Regions from separate parts of the Homo sapiens genome. Here region 2 is linked to region 1. Evidence: chromatin contacts called from ENCODE Hi-C or POLR2A ChIA-PET data. All regions are on one chromosome and are shown on one strand. The core of a region is the stretch at or near the end of the contact, and the rest is flanking DNA. Distances in the headings are between cores, read along the strand shown. Region 1 overlaps ZNF710 (zinc finger protein 710). Region 2 overlaps CRTC3-AS1 (CRTC3 antisense RNA 1).

Evidence for each region. Hi-C counts contacts between places; a loop is a spot of excess contacts on that map. ChIA-PET counts read pairs that join two places held with the same protein, here RNA polymerase II (POLR2A). Pooled maps may share reads with other maps.
Region 2: a map with no recorded cell type shows a loop between it and region 1 (12-fold over the local background). The contact joins two enhancer-like sites. A Hi-C loop is called at or near these places in 2 of 37 single-sample maps with no recorded cell type and 3 of 50 pooled maps. POLR2A ChIA-PET finds 5 or more read pairs at or near these places in 1 of 52 experiments (activated CD4-positive, alpha-beta T cell).

Annotation. Positions count from the first base shown.
Region 1 is chr15:90,056,803-90,063,580 of GRCh38, reverse strand. The region is part of intron 1 of ZNF710 (zinc finger protein 710); the gene reads right to left. Among named protein-coding and RNA genes, the nearest start is that of ZNF710-AS1, 22 kb to the left of the region's middle. RefSeq lists enhancers at 3,782-3,831, 3,842-3,901, 4,022-4,141, 3,967-4,678. Within about 2 kb of position 3,905, at least 23 of the 41 ENCODE cell types and tissues checked have a DNase peak (open chromatin) inside an H3K27ac peak, as active enhancers do.
Region 2 is chr15:90,681,792-90,688,525 of GRCh38, reverse strand. All of the region lies in intron 2 of CRTC3-AS1 (CRTC3 antisense RNA 1), which reads left to right. Among named protein-coding and RNA genes, the nearest start is that of LINC01585, 25 kb to the right of the region's middle. RefSeq lists an enhancer at 4,969-5,469. Within about 2 kb of position 1,870, at least 3 of the 41 ENCODE cell types and tissues checked have a DNase peak (open chromatin) inside an H3K27ac peak, as active enhancers do.

The DNA of each region.
Region 1 (6,778 bases), core at 2,656-5,155:
TCTGTGTCAGGAGCCTGTGCTTGGCTGTAGAAAGGGACTAACCCAGAGTCCTTGTTCCTGAGGGTTTGTGCCTAAGTGGGGGCAGGGCAGGGGCACAGAGAGCTGCCAACAACTGACGACAAACACCACGGAAGACCTACAGCTTCTCATTACAGACACTCACGAGGTCCCCAGTCAGCCATTTAATACTAGGAACAACCCGGGGGGCAGGGGTGGGGTAGTGCGCTCCCCACCTCACGCCCCAGGAAATCCAGGCTTGAATAACACACTCCCAAGTGCCCCATCAATGAAGGGGGAGTTGGGTCTGCAGCCAGGCCCGTGTGGCCCCACAGCTGGGTCCCATCTGTGCTCCTGCAGCTATGCACCCGCGGAGGTCACACCCGAGCCTGGCTCCTCAGTTCTCAGGAGCTGTCCTGGGTCACCACAGGCCAGCAGGGGCACGTAGGCACGACCTGGGCAAACTGCAACATGAAGGCTCGGGCTGCTTCCTGGCTGGCTGGTCCAGGGCCCCAGCCGGCTGGGGGAACTGGGGTCTCTCCTTCTACTAGAAGTCTTCATTGAGCCACTGCCCACCTGGGCAGTTGGCCCCACGCTTTCTTTTACACTGGCCTGGAGACTTGGCTGAGTAGAACACACACCACCCTGTAATGCTCTCTTTGTGAGGCTTATGGGGGCAGGCCCCGTGTCCATGTTGTCTTGTTCACTGGGGCGGCCAGGCAGGCTGTGTGTGTGTGCGCGTGCGCGCGTGTGTGTATGCAGAAGGGGCTCTGCTGAGGAGGGAATCTAATTTACCTGCGTTTCGCATGTGTGTTCTGCCTGCCTATCGCACACGGAAATGAGGAGTGGGGAGGCCCGGTATCACTCTGTTCTCCCTCCTCCTGGGCCAGCATTGTGCCTCGTGTCTCCTCACCCGCTCTGTTCCATCTCCCAGGCTAAACCCTTCTGTTTATGTCCTGGCACAGGGCCATCCAGGGCAGGAAGAGAGCCTGCCAGGTGTGCGTCACCTGTGTGCCAGGGCTGCCTCCCCACCCAACCCAAGGCCCCTCTGTCATCCGCCTGGGGCCCCACTGGGGCCCCTCCCTTCTTAGAGCAGGGCCTCTCCCACCACTTGTGCTAAGGACTCAGAACAAAAGCTCCCCCCATGTCCAGGAGAAAGGGGAGCTCAGACTGCCCCAGGCTGGCAAGATGAGGGGCGACCACTGGCTGGGATGTGGCGTGGCCTCCCACCAGGATGCCCTCGGTCCCCAGGGTGGGGAGAAAGTCAATGTGAAAGGCGGGGAAATAGACACAGATGAGCTGCCTGATTGTAGTTGTGCTGGGAGTGGGGGAAGGGAGGACATATCAGAGAGAGAGAGAGAGAAAGGGAGAGGGAGAGAAGAAATGAAGAGACAGGGAAGGGGGGGCAGAGGAGGAGCCTGAGTGAGGGGGAGGGAGAGAGAATGAGGCTGTGGAGGCCAAGAAACAAAGGCGGGAGGGGGAGGGGCGTGCAGTGACACCGGAAGCCCAGGACTGCCCTATTTCCCAGGGCTCGGCACCTCCACCTCCCAGGCCTGAGGGCCAGGCCAGCCCCTGGGGAGGGAACAAAGACTCATCGTCTGGGGGCCAGCAGGGGACCTTCCCCACCCAAGCAGGGACGCCGTCTCCTCAGAGCTCTGGAATCTCTAACTGTGACTTCACCTACGGCTTTGCCCCATGGGTCCTGTAAAGGCTGGGCAAGTCGCCTGGCTCCTCCACCTGTCTCCATTTCCTGATCTGTAAAATGGGCACAAGAGCCTACTTGGAACGGGAACTATTGACCTACCTGCTGGTTACCAGGGTCCCTTCCCCAAGCTGTGACAGCACCTCCTCTCATCCCACACTGCTCACAACAGTGCTCCTTTCCTCTCATGGGGACCCCATCACTCTAGGAGCAGAGGAGGGTCGGGTGGGATCAGGGTGGCTGGTGTCCCTTGGGACACAGATCTCAGGGCAGAGAGTGGGTGAAGACACCCAAAACCTGGTCTCGCACGACAGGAGCCATTTTGAAGGAAGAACCAACAGGACCTTGTGGCCACCTGGACACTCTTTGACTAGTTCCCACCACCAGGGAGATCTCAAACACCAACTGAAGGGCGGGCGCGGAGGCTCACACCAGTAATCTCAGCACTTTGGGAGGCTGAGGCAGGCGGATCACTTGAGCTCAGGAGTTTGTGACCAGCCTGGGTAACGTGATGAGCTCTCATCTCTGCAAAAAAAAATGCAAAAATTAGCTAAGTGTGGTGGCATGCCTGTAGCCCCAGATATTTGGGAGGCTGAGGCAGGAGAATCGCTTGAGCCCAGGAGGCGAAGGTTGCAGTGAGCTGAGATCACGCCACTGCACTCTAGCCTGGGTGACAGGCGTGAAACCCTGTCTCAAAAAACAAAACAAAAAAAAGTATAGAAATAAAGAAAAAGCAAGCAAGCAAACAAACAAAAACAACCAATAGACAGAGGTCTGGGGCTTCTGCCAGGCCAGGCTTGGGACATCACCAACCACCCGTGATCAATGTAATTTGATGACTATTTCCTGAAGGTCCAGTGAGCCCATACTCCCTGACACAGCCTCAGCAGTGCCTCGAACTTATCCTGGAAGGCAGGCTTGCCTGTTGGCTCCTCATCTTGGCCTTGAATCACCAGGTTGCTCAGAGACTGCAGTCTCCAGCCCTGCAGCTGAACCTCTGACTTTTTATTTATTTATTTATTTTTTGAGACAGTGTCTTGCTCTGTTGCTCAGTCTGGAGTGCGGTGGAGCAATACTGGATCACTGCAACCTCTGCCTCCTGGGTTCAAGCAATTCTCCTGCCTCAGCCTCCAAAGTAGCTGGGATTACAGGCGCCCACCACCATGCTCGGCTAATTTTTTATATTTTTAATAGAGACAAGGTGTTCACCATGTTGGCCAGGCTGGTCTCGAACTCCTGACCTCAGGTGATCCACCTGCCTCGTCCTCCCAGAGTGCTGGGATTACAGGCGTGAGCTACTGCGCCCGGCCTGACTTTTTATTTTTTTAAGAGATGGGCCTTCCTCTATTGTCCAGGCTGGAGTGCAGTGGTGCCATCATAGCTCACTGCAGCCTCAAACTCCTGGGCTCAGGCAATCCTCCTGCCTCAGCCTCCCAAGTAGGTGGGACTAAAGGCATGTGCCACCACACCTGTCTAATTTTACATTGTTTTTGTAGAGGTGGAGTCTTGCTAAGTTGCCCAGGCTGGTCTTGAACTTCTGGGGTCAAGCGATCTTCTCACCTTGGCCTCCCAAAGTGCTGGGATGACAGGCCTAAGCCACTGTGCCAGGCTTGAGCCACTGATTTAATGCACATTTACTAAACCTATTAGGTGCTTGCTTGTGGGTAGATAGAAGGGGCAAATTAAAGTTCTCACCCTTGGGGAGTTGACTTGCGTAAGCTCAGTCCACATGAAGCACCCGGATCTCTGGGAGGCGGGGGCTGCAGTATGGGGGTGGGGTGGGGTGGGGACAGGGACTGAGGACTGGCTTCCGTGGAGGCAGTTCAGGACCCAACAGAGCAAGAGCGGGGAGGGGGCTCCTGACCCTGGGTCTGGCATTCAAGCCCTCCAGGATGTGGCTCTGGGCCTTTTGCCCCTTGGAGTCCAGGGCCCTGGGGCTGGAGAGGCTGAAGCTGGAGTGGGCGGGACAGGTAACCAGGTGGGAGGAGAAGAGGAAGTTCCAGGCCTGTACACCCGCTGTGAAAAACATGCACGGGATTTCACCGCCTAAGGAAACCAGCCTCTTGGTTTCCCCTGTTGTCCTCCTCGCAGGAGGCTTCAAGGGAAACTCTACTCACATGCGCAGAAGGGAAGAGGAAGCGAGAGCTGGAAGGCCTGTGCCTCGGGGCCCCTTGCCACAGTCTCACTTCTGCCCAGCCCACAGGCCTCAGGAGCCAGAGGCCCAGGGAGCTGCCGCCGGCACGGGGGAGGGGCAGGGGAAGTTCGAGAGTCTCTTCCTCCTGCGATCCTGTCTCTGCCTTGCTTCCCCTTTCTCTGTGGACAGATTCACTGAGCCCCACCTCTGGGAGTCAGAGTGGCTGGGCCCCTGACACAGGGCCACCAACCCACAAACCCCCGTGATGCGCACCATACCCGGCCCTGTTAACAGATGAGGAAACTGAGGCCCAGGGAGGGGAAGGGAATGGTCCAAGGTCACACAGTGAGACGGTGGGGGAGCAAGGGCTAGAATGCAGGTCTCCGGCCCCGCAGCCCCCACAGCCTTTTGGTAGGCGGGATGCACTGCCCATGCCTTCATTTGCTGCCCAAGATGGCTCCCAGGCAGGCTCCACTGCCCCTCTGCCCCCAACTCACCGATGTTTCCTACCTTGGGGCCTCTGCACAGGCTGATTCCCCTGCCAGGACTGCCCTTCCCTCGAACTGGGTGAATTTCCCATCATCTTTGAGGATTTAGTGCAAGCACTGCTTCCCTTGAAGTACATGAGGACAGGATGAGGACCCTCTCTCAGCCTGAGACCATCACTGTCGTGGTAAATCATATGCGTCATCTTGGCTAAGCTATGGTGCCCGGCTGTGTGCTTGGCTAAGCTAGATGTTGCTATGAAGGTATCCTGTAGATGTGACTCACATTTACAATCGGTTGACTTTAAGAAAAGCAGATGACCCTCCATAATGTGGGTGGGCATCAATCAGTTGAAGGCCTTAAGGGCAAACATTGAGGCTTCCCAGAGAAAGAATTCTGCCTTGAGACTGTAACTTATGAATCTTGCTGAGTTTCCAGCCCCCGGGTCTGCCCTGCAGATTTTGGACTTGCCAGCCCCCACAATCACAGGAGCCAATTCCTTAAAAGAGACCTCTCTGTGTACGTGTGTGTGTATATGTGTGTATATATATATATATATAAATATATAGTGTCTCCTACTGGTTCTATTTCTTACTCTAGAACCCTGACTGATACAATAATCACACTGTGGATCATCTCCCCTGACAGCCAGGCCACCCACAGGACAGTGACTGCAGAGGAACAGAGGGGGCCCAGCACGGGAGTGTCTCTAGAGAAAGACACCAGCGTACAGAAAAGGGAAGAGAAGGAAACTGACAGTCGCCAAGGGACCAAGACTGAATGCGGTAAGTGAGATGGAGAGTGAAACTCTTGCCTGAGAGTTCTACCAAGGCTTTGCTCTTCTCTGAGCACCTCACTCCCAGGACAGTCCTGCCTCCTCCTTGGGGTGGTGTCCAGGCAGCATAGGGAAGGGCCTCTCCAAATTAGTTAGCAAGAGCAGATGCACACTCTCAGTGACCTGACCTTGTCCGGTGAATCAAGCCAGAGGGCCCTCCCCACCCCAAGTGCCTTCTTCCTTGCCTTCCCCTGCTAATGGCAGAGTCCCCAGGAGCTCAGGCCCAGGAGCTCTGAGTGCTTTCTCACCTGACGCCCTCCCAGGTGAGAGAGCCCCTCCCACAGGGCCTGCTCTGACAACCCTCGCTCTCTTGATCCATTCCCCAGGCCCGGGTGCACCTACACCTGACCTGGGAGCCACGCCTCTGCTTCTATAAGCTGAGGGCTGAGGTGGGTCTGACTGCCACAGGGTGGCCCCTGTGTGAGGATCTCCCTCCTCTAAGAGGTCACAGTACCCTAAAACCCAAGGATATGAGGGGTGAAGCCCCCATGTCGAGGCATGAACTATTTTGATGTGACTTCTCAGACACAAACTCTTGTGAAGACAGAGACCCTGGGTCCACAGAGTTCCAGAACTGGTATCGTTTGATCAGAATGCCAATACCGGGGTCTCACTCTAGACCAGTTAAACCAGAATCTCTGGGTTCAGGGCCTGGACATGGGATTTTCTAGAGGCTTCTTAAGTGATTCTGATTCTCCAAATTATTATTATTATTATTATTATTATTATTATTATTTAGTCTTGCTCTGTAACCCAGGCTGGAGTGCAGTGGCATGATCTCAGCTCACTGCAACCTCCACCTTCTGGCTTCAAGCGATTCTCGTGCCTCAGCCACCCGAGTAGCTGGGACTACAGGAGCGCGCCACCACGCCTGGCTCATTTTTGGATTTTTTAGTAGACATGGTGTTTCACCGTGTTACCCAGGCTGGTCTCAAACTCCTGGGCTCAAGTGATCCACCCAGCTTGGCCTCCCGAAGTGCTGGGATTATAGGTGTGAGCCACCGTGCCCGGCCTCGAAGTTAATTAGCAAGAGTTGACGCATACTCTCGGTGACCTGGCCTTGCCTGGTGAATCAAGTGGGAGGCCCCTCCCCACCCCAGGTGCCTTCTTCCTCACCTTCGCCTAATGGCAGCTGCCCCACTTCCAGCCCTGGGCCTCCAAGCATAGCATACCCCCACCATCTAGGGCAGTTCATACAGAAGCTGGGCCCAGACCTATGGCCTGGCCCTCCCCATCCCCTGAAAGAACTTGGGCCAAAGTTTCCTCTCTTGGAAACATGGCTCTGCATTAAGCCTCAGTCCATCAGCCACAGGAGCAGATGTGCAAAGAACACACAAAGGAGCGCCATGGGGTAGAGTGAGGCCAGAACACAAAGGGGCAGAGAGCTTGGGCAAGTGGGGGTGGCGGGGTGGGTGTCTGAGGAGAGCCCAAGGGAATGCTGATCCCAGAAGGCACCGGGATTCTGGATGGTGCCCAGCCCCTGCCCCTAGCCTGGGGAACCCTCGCTGGCAATCAACCCCCCTTAGCCCTGAAGTGAGTTGGGTGGGCCTCTGGTTCTTATAGAAATGAGCCTGCCTAAACTAACAGGGCGTCTGCTGCACAAATTACTGTGGGCAAATGCTGA
Region 2 (6,734 bases), core at 621-3,120, 630 kb before region 1:
TTGGGGGAGGACACAATTCAGTCCATAACAGTAATGGGGCTTCAAAATACATGAAGGAAAAGCTAATAGAACTAAAGCAATAACTAGGCAAATCCACAGTTATGATTAGAGATTTTAATATCTCTCTGTCAGTCACTGATAGACCAAGAAAACAAAAATCACTAAGTATGTGATTTTATTGAATGACACAATTAACCAACCTTGCCTAACTGACATTTATAAAACACTGTGCCAAATAACTACAGAATACACTTTTTTTTTTCAAGGACACATAAAAAATTCCCCATGATAGACCATATGCTGGACTATAAGTAGGTCAATAAATACTAAGAGGCTGATATCTTATAGATGATGTTCTCTGACCACAATGGAATTATATTAGATAGAATAACAAAAACAAATCTAGAAAATCCCCCAGTAATTGGAAATTAAACAACATACTACTAAGTAACTCATGGGTCAAAGAATAAATCACAAAGGAAATTTAAAGATATGTTAGGCGAGGCATGGTGGCTCATGCCTGTAATCCCAGCACTTTGGGAGGCCGAGGCAGGCAGATTGCTTGAGATCAAGAGTCCAAGACAAGCCTGGGCAACATGGTGAAACTGTCTCTACAAAAAAATACAAAAATTAGGTGGGCATGGTGGTGCATGCCTGTAGTCCTGGCTACTCGGGAGGCTGAGGTGGGAGGTGACCCTGGGAGGTAGAGGCTACAGTTAACCCATGATTGTGCCACTGCACTCCAGCCTGGGTGACAGAATGAGACCCTGTTTCAAAAAGCCCACAAAATTTCATTCTTTGAAAATATTAATAAAATTGATAAACTCCAGCACTTAGAAAGAAAGAGAGAAAAAAAATGGGGCCAGAGTAAAAGTTATAGCGTTTCTTATACTGTGCTTATGGGATTTCTCTATGTTTGAACTTAACAGTCAGCCCTCCATATCCATGGGTTCTGCATCTGTGGACTCAACCAACCTTGAATCAAAAGAAATGTTTTTATTTTCTGTAGTGAACATGTGCAGACTTTTTTTTCTTGTCCTTGTTCCCTAAATAATACAATATAACAACTATTTACATAGTATTTATACTTTATTAGGTATTATAAGTAATCTAGAGATGATTTAACATTCTGTATATGGGAAAATGTGCATAGGTTATATGCAAATACAACCCCATTTTATATCAGAGACTTGAGCATCCATGGATTTTGGTGTCTGAGGGAGGTCCTGGAACCGATCCACTATGGATATCCAGGGATGACTGTATATCAAAATAAAAATTTAAACAAGGTGGGTGAAATGTGCCAAATGCTACTATTGTAGGCCTCATATTTTGGTCAAGAGAGATTGTCTTTTTCTGCTGAAATGAAGACAGTAGTGGGAGAGGTGTGGAAAGGAATAAAAGTTATGGTTGAAGGAATGGGAGGGCTGAGTCAGTCCTTAGATGGAATATGACAATGGCCTTTACAAATTAGGCTCCTGTGCACCTGCCCTTCTGACCTGGATGCCTACATAAGCTGTGTGGTATCTTTGTCATATGGAGTTTTCTGAGCCACATGAGGTTTCCAAACTAGTTTTCATTCTCTCAGTGTTTCTTGTAATCAGCACTTAAGCTCCTCTTACAGATCTAACCTAAACAGCATGTAAAGCCAAGTTTTTTTTTCTCCTTCAATGTTATGGGGAAAGAGGATTATGTTTTATAGGGGGAGAAGACAGGTGTTTGAATTTAGACCTCATGGATGAAAACAAGCCTCATGTTGCATCTGAATCAGAAACAAGGCAGAGTCATTTCTTTATTCTAAAAGCCAACGGCTGCTCAGAGACAAGCAGATTGAACCACTTCCTCCCTGCACAGAAATTCTCAGGGTATACACACGCACACATTTACACACACATATGGTTAGAAGAACAAAGAAAAGAAGCAAAAAGAAAACTAATTCACTAATGATGTCATTTGCAACTACAGGGCATAGTTATATGTCTCATATCACCTAATTTCCTCCAAAAAGCGTGTTTCATGAGTCCAAGCAATTCTCTCATAGCAGTAAGTTTAAGAGTTACATTGTAGACAAGCACTAATCAAGTAGCCAAGACAGGCTAAAAGAAAAGAAAAAAAGAGACATTGTTTCCTTTTAGATTTTTATTATGAAAAATTTCAATATGCACAAAAGAGAAGTGTAATGAAGTCTTCATATACCCATCACTCAGACTCAGCAATCCAATTACAATGAGTTGGCAAAAACTATAAAAGAGGAAGCATGCAATTTGGAATCTAGAGCAGGCCACAGTTAAATTTAGCTTTACTGGGACCTTGTTTCAACATGATTAATCAACTAATCAAAGCTCGTTTGACTTCGGTTTCCTTATCGGCATAAAGAAAGGCTAGTCTCAGCCCACCATCTGCGTCAAGTGTATAGGTTCAGGTGGAAGGCTCAGGCTCTGTTCAAGATTCTGTGTCTTCGTTGATTTATTTTTAATCAAGTTTTTGGGGACAAAAAGGCTTTAGCTTATTTTTAATTTAATTTTTTTTAAGAGACAGAATCTTACTCTGTTTCCCAGCCTGGAGTACAGGGTGTGACCATAGCTCCACGCGGCCTTAAAACTCCTGGGCTCAAGCGATCCTCCTGCCTCAGGCTCCCAAGCGGCTGGAACTACAGGTGCATGCCACCACACCTGGCTGCTTTATGTTACTTTCTACATTTTCTCAGCGAAAGTGAGACTTAACATTTTCTAACTCTACAATCTGCTGTGTTTAAGATAGTGAGCAGGGTATCTGTGTGAAGATGATCACTGGGCAAGGAGATCTCTGAACCTGGGTCTCAGGGGAGAGTTCTGGGACTGGAGATCTGTTAGAAGTGACAGTCTAATGTGGGAGACGATGTCAAGAAAAAGAGTTGGGAAGGGGAGTAAGGCCTGGGTAGAGCTCTGTAGAACATTCACATTCAGGTCAGAGGAGGCACATGCAAGAGCTCGGGCATGACAGAGTCCTGGGAGAAAGAGAAATAAAAGGGTCGACCACATCAAGGGAGTGGAGGATGCTAAAGTCCTTCAGAGTGAGGCAGGAGAAAGGCTTGGCACAAAGGCTGAGGGGCAGAGAGAAAAACCTAATTTCAGCCGGGCACAGTGGCTCACGCCTGTAATCCCAACACTTTGGGAGGCTGAGGCGGGCGGATCACCTGAGTTCAGGAGTTCAAGACCAGCCTGGCCACCATGGTGAGACCTTGTTTCTACTAAAAGTACAAATAAATTAGTTGGGCATAGTGGTGCACACCTGTAGTCCCAGATACTCAGGAGGCTGAGGCAGGAGGATTGCTTGAACCCCAGACGTGGAGGTTGCAGTGAGTGTAGATTGTGCCACTGCGCTCCAGCCGGGGTGACAGAGCAAGACTCCATCTCAAAAAGAAGAGAAAAATAATTTCTGTCCAGCTCTCCCCACCCCTCCCTACTTGCTTCCTCCTGGTCCTTTTCAATTCTGGAATCCCTGGCTTCTTTGTCCCCAAGAGACACCTTTCCCCCAGTCTTCTATCATCTCTTTCTCCCCATTCCTCCCGGACTAGCTAATTCCTACTCATTGGTCAGATCCCAGCCTGAAAATCTCTTCTTGACCTTTCAGGCTAGATCTGATCCCACAGTAATACACTCTGTACTTCTCCATCAAGCATCTCGGTCGTCTTTGTGTATTTTCATGACTCTGACCAATGCCCAGGCAGTTAGCTCCATGAGGGTAGAGACCAAGTTTATAACAGGTGCCTACCTCAGGGTCTGGCCCAAGTGTGCTCAGTAAAGAGTTATTGAATGGATGAATGAATCAATGAAGGTAAGTAGGTGTTGGCATAGCCTCAGGACTCAAGGCCAGATATTCTTTCTGGAACTGCACAGAAGTTCTAGTTTATCGTCTGCAGTTGACATTGACAACCCTGGGTAACACCAACCACTGTGTACCCTACTGCTGCTCCCATGGCCAAGGTCCTGCCCGGGCCAGGCCAGCTTACTGCTCTCCAGGCTCAGCCTGGCGGTCTGAGCATCGCTGACCATCTTAGGGAGAGATGCTTCTGGGGACTGATGAGGGGGGAAGCCAGACTGGAATGCGTGGGAGGTGAGGAAAGGGAGATTGTGGATGCAGACAGCTTTTTCACAAGTTTGGCTTTGAAAGGGAGGAGAGAATTAGGAGGTAGCTGCAAGGAGATTTGGGGTTTTCAAAGCAGTTTTTTGTTTGTTTTTTTAATTTCAGGAGAGATTTAAATATGTCTAAATGTCAGTGGGCAGGTTCTAGTTAGGAGGGAGAGGTTGAGTAAATAGGAATGGGAAAGAATCCTGAGGCGAGGAGAAGAGGGGCCTCGAATGAGCACCTGGATGGTAGTTAGCAGGCTCCTTCTGCCTCAGGCTTGGCTGAGGCCCCAGACAGGCAGGGCAGCCCCTCCCAATCCCAGCATGGGATGCTAGACCACCTATGCAGGGCTGGGAGGGAAATGTCTGAGAACTGGTAGTTCTGAGTCACTGTATTGACCACCCACATCCAACTTATAAAGCGGTTGGACAGGCCGAGAGAGAGGAGCCAGAGACTAGGAAGCAGGTTTATTTTTTATTTTTTTAATTTTTTATTATTTTTATTATTATTTTATTTTTGAGACAGAGTTTTGCTCTTGTCACCCAGGCTGGAGTGCAGTGGCATGATCTCAGCTCACTGCAACATCTGCCTCTTGGATTCAAGCGATTCTTCTGCCTCAGCCTCCTGAGTAGCTGGGATTACAGGCATGTGCCACCACGCCTGGCTAATTTTGTATTTTTAGTAGAGACAGGGTTTCACCGTGTTGGTCAGGCTGGTCTCAAACTCCTGACCTCAGGTGATCCAGCCGCCTCAGCCTCCCAGAGTGCTGGCGTTACAGGTGTGAGCCACCTGCCCGGTGGAAGCAGATTTCTTTAGCAGAGGCTTGTACTGTGGAGCCCGCCCCCAGCCACACCCATGGGGGAGGGGTGAGTGCGTCCTGCTTTCCTCAGATCAACTGAGGGGGACACTGGAACCAGGGAGACACAGAGGTGTCCGAATCACACCTCGAAATCTACAGGGGCGTGTGTATGTATGTTGTCTGCCTGTCAGTCCACTGGGCTTTGGGGTTTTTTTAGTTATTATTATTTTTAATTAAAAAAAATTGAGATGGGTCATCTTGCTGCGTTGCCCAGGCCGGTCTAGAACTCCTGGGCTCAAGCGATCCTCCCACCTTGGCCTCCCAAAGTGCTGGGATAACAGGCGTGAGCCACCCGCCTGGTGTATGTACTCTTCCCTCAGCATTATGTTTTTGGGATTCACCTATGTTTCATGTATCAGTAGTTCATAATATTACACTATTAACTTTTCTTTTTTTTCTTTTTTGAGACGGAGTCTTGCCCTATTGCCCAGGCTGGAGTGCAGTGGCGTAATCACAGCTCACTGCAGCCTCCACCTCCTGGGTTCAAGCAGTTCTCCTGCCTCAGACTCCTGAGTAGCTGGGATTACAGGTGCCTGCCACCATGCTCAGCTTATTTTATATTACACTATTAACTTAAAGCTTATGATAAATATTGTTAAATTCCCCTCCAGAAAAATGTGATCAAGTTTTTTTAATTTTTTTTTTTTTTATTTTTTAAGAGATGAGGTCTTGCCATATTGCCGAGGCTGTTCTTGAACTCCCAGGCTCAAGCAATCCTCCTATCTCAGCCTCCTGAGTAGCTGGGACCACCTGTGCATACCACCACACCCGGCTAATTTTTGTATTTTTTGTGGAGATGGGGTTTCACCATGTTGCCTAGGCTGGTCTCAAACTTCTGAGCTCAAACAACCCTCCCGGCTTGGCCTCCAAAAGTGCTGGGATTACAGGCGTGCGCCACCATGCCCAGCCATGCTGGGCTTTGAAAAAGGGCTGCATCAAGAGACAGATGAAGGTCAGTCAAATGTGTGCATTCCAGATGTGGGTCACAAGCATGAGAGAGAGCGGCTGGCTGTTGGTCTAGATCAGTGGTTCTCACTGAGGGTGATTTTCCACCTGAGGGGATGTTTGGCAACGTCTGGAGACATTTTTGATTGTCACAACTAAGGGGTATTACTAGTGGGGGTCCTCTAGTGGGCAGAGGCCAGAGGTGAGGGGGGGATAGGAGGGCCTTGGAAGTTTGAGAGAGTGAAGAATTGAAGTAGTCATCCCATAAGTAGGGGAGCTAGGTGACACACAGTAGGTTGCCAAGTGTGGTGATGGCTACAGGCAAGATGTAAGAAAATGAAGGTTCCAGAGGTGGAGCCAGGACAGATTCCTGGAGGCCATTCGGGGGAGGGGGCTTCGATAGGATCCCCTAGTAGAGCCTGTGTACACTGGGGTCCATGACCCCGGCCCCTCAGCAGAGCTTCGCTGAAACCTGGAGTGGCACTGAGGATCTCTGGGAACAGTTCCTTCTTTTTTTTTTTTTGAGATGGAGTCTTGTTCTGTTGCCCAGGCTGGAGTGCAGTGGTGCAATCTCAGCTCACTGCAACCTCTGTCTCCCAGGTTCAAGCAATTCTCCTGGTTCAGCCTCTGGAGTAGCTGGGATTACAGGCACGTGCCATCACACTCAGCCAATTTTTGTATTTTTAGTAGAGACAAGGTTTCACCATGTTGGCCAGGCTGGTCTTGAACTCCTGACCTCAGGTGATCCTCCCACCTCAGCCTCCCAAAGTTCTGGGATTACAAGTATGAGCCGCCGTGCCCAGCCAGTTCCATTTTCTCTATT